Regions from separate parts of the Mus musculus genome. Here region 1 is linked to region 2. A link is a contact called in ENCODE POLR2A ChIA-PET data. All regions are on one chromosome and are shown on one strand. The core of a region is the stretch at or near the end of the contact, and the rest is flanking DNA. Distances in the headings are between cores, read along the strand shown.

Region 1 (3,449 bases), core at 348-2,847, 62 kb before region 2:
TTCAGGGGACAAATGGCAGGAACTAGTAGTTTAACTGAGGGAGGTGAACAGGAGAAGGGTTTCCTGAGCCTGAGATGGGGTGAGTAGTCACGCTGCTGGGACCAATGGAGTCTAAGCCACTTGGCTAATGGAGTCACTAAAATAAAATAAATTGATGCCTGCTTGTACTTTCCCTTCCTCAAAGGTCTTCCAGCCAGGCTGACTGAAGCACCAGTTACCAAGACCTCAACGGTGCCCAGGCAGGCAGCCACTGAAGTGCTTAGTGGTGTCCAGGCCTAAGGATGGAGTATGTAAAGGCTGATTAGGAGCTGGCTCCTTGTCCTGGCTCTAAAGCAGCAGCCGAAATCCAAGAACGCTGGAGCAGAGCCAGGGGTTCCGAGGGGGCGCGCGCGCGCGCACACACACACACACACACACACACACACACACACACACCCCTCCCGCGGCGAGGCAGGGCCGGCAGATGGACCGCCGACGACGCGGGGCTTGGGCGTCTGGCCGACACAGGCGTGCCTGTTGCAGCCTGCAGGACAAAGCCAGCTAGACAAAGGCGCGGCCAACACCTGTCGCTCCTGGCCGGCCTGCCGCTTTTCTCTGCGGAAGCGGCTGCAGCTGCCAACTGTCACGGGCATCAAGTTACTGGGGCCAGACAGCAGCCTCGGCCTGCAGGAACCAAGAATAGAAGGGGGAGGAGCTGAGAGGGACTGGGGGTAGTGGGGATGGGGGACTCTAAGGGGACTCGCGGGGAAGGGAGGTGAGCGTGGAGAGGGGTTGGGGAACAGGGATGTGTGAGACCACCGCAAAGAGGATGCGGAGGAACTAGAGGGAAATGAGAGGCGCTTAGGCGGGTACGGGGTGATGAACAAGGAAGGAGAAGCTTGACTGGGGGCAGTTGGGGTGGGGTTAAAATAGACAAGGTAGTGGTTGGGTAAGTGACTTAGAGCACAGAGAAATAGAGATTTAGTAAGAACGACCGCGGACCTTGGAGTAAGAAGGTTATAGGTGTCTTAATGGGTCCAAAAGGACACACAAGGGTCCTGTTCCTGCTGCTAAATTGGCTCGTACTTTCCCCGGACTTTGCACTCTCGCCACCGGTGACCCGAAGCCCCTTCCAGGTCCCGAGGTCACGGACTTGACTTTGGCACTGCCCTGTCTGAAGTCAGCTCTGGGACTGGAGCGCTATTCTCGAGAGCACTTTTGGTGAACCAAGGGAAGCAAATGCCCTGTAGGAATGGATGGGTGAAGAGGTGGGTGGAAGGGCGGCATGGATAGATATACGGACCGAAGGATGTATAGCTAAGTCCGAGCTTACAGGCAGGCAGGTCTGGCCTCATAACTCAGCGAAAGGAAGTACAAGCACACCAGCAAGAGAGAAGCCGGAGGTCACTGCCCAGGAGTCCTGCCCGGCCTAAGTGGCAGGAGGTCTGGCTGTGGGCTCCGCCCCGCCAGCTGCCAGAGACCCGCGGGGCCTGACAAAGCGCGCCGCTCTCATTGGCTACAGGCTGCCTCACGGCTGGCCTCTCCGACCACGCACAGCCAATCGGTGCATTGACATGTAAATAAGTTGCTATAAAATGGGCGGGGTCCCGCGGGCCGGAAGACTCCGGAGAGCTAGTGGGGCCTCCGGGCTGCGACCCACCTCGCTGAGTAGTTTGCACTAGGGCGCCGGGCTCCGTAGACCATGGCTCCGTCCCAGGCGCCCAGCCGGGACCGTGCAGGCCAGGAGGATGAGGACCGCTGGGAAGCACGGGGGGACCGCAAGGTGCGGACAGGGGCTACGGGTGGATGGGCTTGGGGGAGGTTGCGCGGGCCAGGGGGCTCAGTAGCCGCTTCCCACAGGCCCGGAAGCCCCTGGTGGAGAAGAAGCGACGCGCACGGATCAACGAGAGTCTTCAGGAGCTGCGGCTGCTGCTGGCCGGTACCGAGGTGCGACGGGAAAGGTGCAGGGGGGAGGGGGACCTTCAGGGTGCACCCCGAAGCGCACGGCCGGACTCAACTCCCTTCCCCTCTGCGCAGGTGCAGGCCAAGCTAGAGAACGCCGAGGTTCTGGAGCTGACCGTGAGGCGCGTGCAGGGCGCGCTGCGAGGCCGGGCGCGCGGTGAGTGGCGGCGGGGATCGAGGGCGGGGGCGCTGACCGGGCACGCCTGCCACCCAACAGCGGGACACGTCGGCTCCCGGAGCCCCGGTCCTATCCATGGCAAGGGCTTCCCCCAGAACGGGACACGCTACTGTGTCTCCTGGGTGAGCCCCGAACCCGCGGAGCGGATCGTCCGAGCCACGATAGTCACTGCTCACGGTGCGGGACGCTGCTCTCTTCTTCCCACCCTCCTGCACAGAGCGGGAGCAGCTGCAGGCTGAAGCAAGCGAGCGCTTCGCTGCTGGCTACATCCAGTGCATGCATGAGGTGCACACGTTCGTGTCCACGTGCCAAGCCATCGATGCCACTGTCTCAGCTGAACTCCTGAACCACCTGCTAGAATCCATGCCGCTGCGTGAGGGTAGCAGCTTTCAGGATCTGCTGGGGGACTCCCTAGCTGGGCTGCCTGGAGGCTCTGGGAGGAGCAGCTGGCCTCCAGGAGGGTCCCCAGAATCCCCATTGTCCAGTCCCCCAGGTCCCGGGGACGACCTGTGTTCTGACCTAGAGGAGATCCCAGAGGCTGAACTAAACCGGGTGCCTGCTGAGGGGCCGGATTTGGTGTCTACATCCTTAGGCAGCCTGACTGCAGCTCGCCGGGCTCAGAGTGTGTGGAGGCCTTGGTGACCAACACTTACCAGGGACCTGTGAATGGTGGCTGCCATCCTTAAGTTTGCTTCCTCCCTGGGTATCAGATAAGGTGGAGACAGCTCAGGATGCCCCCCAGGTATGCCCTCCCCACTCTCCAACAGATGACTTGAATGACAACCCTAATGGCCAGGCCCTGCAGGTCCCTAGCACTATTTTTTCGTGGACCCTAGAGCTCTGGATGGTGGCTGGGGGGCCAGGGGGTGCACTAAAGAAAGACAGGAGACTTTTGGAGAGCTGCCAGGGCTCCCTCGTGTTCACCTCTCCCTGCCTTTTGGGCATTCTGAGGATCTAGGGCAGAAGTGGCCAATCTTGAGACTGAGCATTAGGGTCCTGGGCAGGGACACACAGGCCACAGCAATCCTGACCTGAAAGGAAGTTCAGATTTGCTACTTTGGCTATGAGACCAGGGGAGGCGGGCATATTCTGCGGTCACTGAAGCTGCTCCTCGTTTGTAACACAGTTGCGCGCGTGTGAGTTTGGTTGCCATCCCATCGATGCTCCAACCGAATTAAATAAAGAACTTTGGAGTTAGTTGCTCCTGGTGTACTGTCATTGATGTGTCCAATGTGTGAATGTTCAACTGCATCCAACACTAGTGTATACCTTTTTAAAGGGCCCACCCTTTGTTAGCAAAGTGTATTCGTGTGGTGCTGATAGAGATGTC
Region 2 (3,416 bases), core at 26-2,525:
TAAGAATGTCTGGTATTTTGCCCTAAGAAAACTGCCAAAGATAACAGTCACTGGTCACAGTGGGGCACACCTACAATCCCAAAGCTGAGGCAGGAGGCTTACCAGTAAGTTCAAGGTCTGCTTGGGTTACAGAGTGAGACCTTATAAAAGAAAAAAAAAAATTTTTTTTTCTTTTTTAGAAAGAAGGCTCAGCGGTTAAGAGCACTGACTGCTCTTCCAGAGGTCATGAGTTCAAATCCCAGCAACTACATGGTGGCTCACAATCATCCATAATGAGAAACAAATAAAGAACCTATGGGCTGGAGAGGGGGGGGGCGGGACCGGAGTAAGAGGGTGAAAGGGAAGGGGGTGGGGGTGGGGGAAAAAAAAGGGAATTAAGGGAAGAAAAAGCATGAAGGGGGAGGGGGAGGGACAACGCTAAGGAGAGATGGGAGGGTATACACAGAGTCCCTCACAGCTGAAAGCCGCACAGTGGTAGTGTATTGCCCTCCCAGGGGTCCCTCACACAGTCACCAGTGATAGAGGATTAGCAAGACTGGTGGATTCCTAGAACACAGGGACATCAAAGGATGAGCACTATCCAGTGAACTGGCAAACCACAGGGCCTGCGGCTTGGGGCTGGTTGGGCACTTGAGACCCACACCCCCATCCCCATGCCCTCTCCTTCCTACAGCACAGGGACCTACCTAAGCATCTACTCAGGAGGATGTTCAAGGAGCAGCCTTGGCTTAGGCCTACAAAGGGAAGCTCAGGACCCTCAAAGCCACCAGGAATCCATTCTGTCTAACCTCTTAGGGAGGCCTCTGGTTGGGGTTATAGTATTTTAGCTGAGGCATGTGCAGGAAGGGCTGTGCCCAAGGCAACACCCACAGGCCTTGCATTCCGGTCACTGCTGGACTCTTTGGCTCATAGCTACAATGGTTCAACCAGGCCTGTGCATGCTGCACGTCTCCAAGGGACCTCAGAGACACCTTCAGACACCTGCTGCCCTGTAGCCCCACGGAGGCTGGAGGGTAAAGTGGGAGTTCAGAGTCTTACCAGGGCATGCTCATGCCAATAGCTTTAATTCAGCCCTGCTAATGCAGCTCTGACTGCATTCCTGAAGTCCGACTTCTCTCTCTGAGCCCACCCAGCTCCCAGGAGCCCCTTGCCTGTAGACGGCTCTGCTAAGCTTAGCCAGAACTCACCTCCTTATAGAACCCCTGGTCTTACCTGTTAGTAGACTCCCTTAGGGCTCCTTGCTGAGACCATAGACCAAAGGGCAGGACTTAGGCTGAAGTGTGGGCCACAAAGGAGACCTGCTGGGCTGGGCTAGGCTGGGCTGGGCAGACCACGTGGGAACTTAGGGGTATTTTTAGCTTCTGTATGGGTGAAAGGGGGGGAGGAGTGAGGTCACAGCTCTTCGAAGACTGTCTCCTTTGAAAAGCTACACTGTCTCTATCACACAGGAGGTCTCTGGGTTACAGTAGGGGCAGTAGGGAACTTGGACAAGTTGGTGCTTTGATTCATCCCGGGCAGTTAGGCTGAGGTGGGGGAGCCGAGAATGTAAGACAGACACATGCAGGGTGGAGACAGCAGGAGTCTGTACTGGGGTCTGTCGGGCCATAGAAGGTTGCTCAGGACCTTCTTGTACTGCTTCATGCTGAACTGACAGGGACCCAGATAGCCATGGTCCCTCTGTGGAATGGGACAACATGGCGCCTGAGAGGGTGATGTCTCTTGGGCTCTTGGAGCAGGGAGGTTCCCTAACTGTTGTGGGACATATCTAGAGCTAGCTCTGCACTTGCTCTGGGCTTGCACTTAACAGCTTGCACTTGTTGCTTACTTATCTTGAGTAAGCACAGGTTGGTCAGCCTAGTCTCAAAGCTTGGGGTCCATGGTGAAAGTGGGTGAGACTTCAGGGGTAAAGGCTGTGCTCAGGGCATGGACAGGCTCCCTGACACCTGGGTGTGCAGGTGGGAGAGCCTGGGGTTCTCTCTACATAACAAACAAAGCCTTGGCCTTGGGCTGCCCTGGTGTTTCCCTCCTTCCTGGGTGCTCCAGGCAGCGGAGAAATAGGGTCATCTAAAAATAAAGCAGCTGAAGTTTGTAATCTTCCATGCAGTGTGTGGTTCATGGGGACACACTTCACAGACAGAGTCTAGGTTACTGATGCCACCCAACGTCAGGTTGTGCCAGGGAACTGAGGAGGGCGAGAGCCAAGCTTCCCAGGTAAGGGGGATCTTAGTCAGTTTCTATTCCTGCACAAAACATGACCAGGAAGCAAGTTGGGGAGGAAAGGGTTTCTACCTTCACCAATGACCTTCCGTGGCCTCTCACAGTGCCGAGCTCAGCTGCTCTTCATGACCCCTTCATGCCTCCAAAACCAGTACCAACTGGATGACTCTTACACATTACCAAGTCCAGCCACAGCCCAAGGTACAACCTTGGCTATCTCTGGAACACAGCCTCTGTACTCTCAGAAAACACTTCCCAGAAGATGTCACCTCAATGATGCTCTTAATCTCTTCTTAATCACCGCTAATTTCTTAGCTCCAGGTAACCAGCATCAATTGTCCCAGTAATACAAAGGTTTCACTTTACTAGTTCTGGTATCTTGTTAATCACAGCTGATTCTTCAGTCCCAGCTAACCAGAACTACAGAATCTTCCCAATCAAAACAGCAATGGCCCTGATAAGAGTCTTTAATCTTCCCTCTGAAATTTCACAAGCAAGGCCTCCATCTTCTGCACTGTTCTCAACATTATCTTCCAAGCGCCTTCAGAACACCCCACAGAGCTCTTAACACCGAATGGATCTTCTAGCCCAAAATTCCAAAGTCCTTCCACAGTCCTCCCGAAACATGGTCAGGTTGTCATAGGAATACCCCACTATGCTGGTACCAAATTGTCTTAGTCAGAGTTTCTATTCCTGCATAAAACATGGTAACAAGAAGCAAGTTGGGGAGGAAAGTGTTTATTCAGCATACACTTTCATGTTGCTGTTCATCACCAAAGGAAGTCAGAACTGGAATTCAAGCAGGTCAGGAAGCAGGAGCTGATGCAGGGGCCACAGAGGGATGTTACTGGCTTGTTTCCCCTGGCTTGCTCAGCTTGCTTTCTTATAGAACCAAGGACTACCAGCCCAGGGATAGTACCACCCACAATGGTCCCTCCCATCCTTGATCACTAATATCTTACAGCTGGATCTCATGGAGGCATTTCCTCAAGGGAGGGTCCTTTCTCTGTGATAACTCCAGCTTGTGTTAAGTTGACCACAAAACCAGCCAGTACAGGGTGCTTTAATGCACAGGTAGGATACCTCAGTGCACAGAAGGGACACCTCAGCCTGGGTGAGCAGGCTAGGCCGTATCATCAGTACCTCCCTCCTTCTCACATGTAGAATAACCATAGGTATGCTGCTTTGGGAGGGCACTA

The links. ChIA-PET counts read pairs that join two places held with the same protein, here RNA polymerase II (POLR2A).
Region 1: POLR2A ChIA-PET joins it to region 2 with 11 read pairs in Patski. The contact joins the promoter of Hes6 here to the promoter of Klhl30 in region 2. POLR2A ChIA-PET finds 5 or more read pairs at or near these places in 3 of 5 experiments (Patski and embryonic stem cell).

The regions. Positions count from the first base shown.
Region 1 is chr1:91,411,370-91,414,818 of GRCm38, reverse strand. It overlaps Hes6 (hairy and enhancer of split 6), which reads left to right and starts at 1,597. Exons shown (of 4, transcript NM_019479.3): 1 at 1,597-1,762; 2 at 1,840-1,926; 3 at 2,017-2,098; 4 at 2,337-3,336. The coding sequence starts at 1,682. The coding sequence ends at 2,761.
Region 2 is chr1:91,348,932-91,352,347 of GRCm38, reverse strand. It overlaps Klhl30 (kelch-like 30), which reads right to left and starts at 1,275. Exons shown (of 8, transcript NM_027551.2): 1 at 1,213-1,275.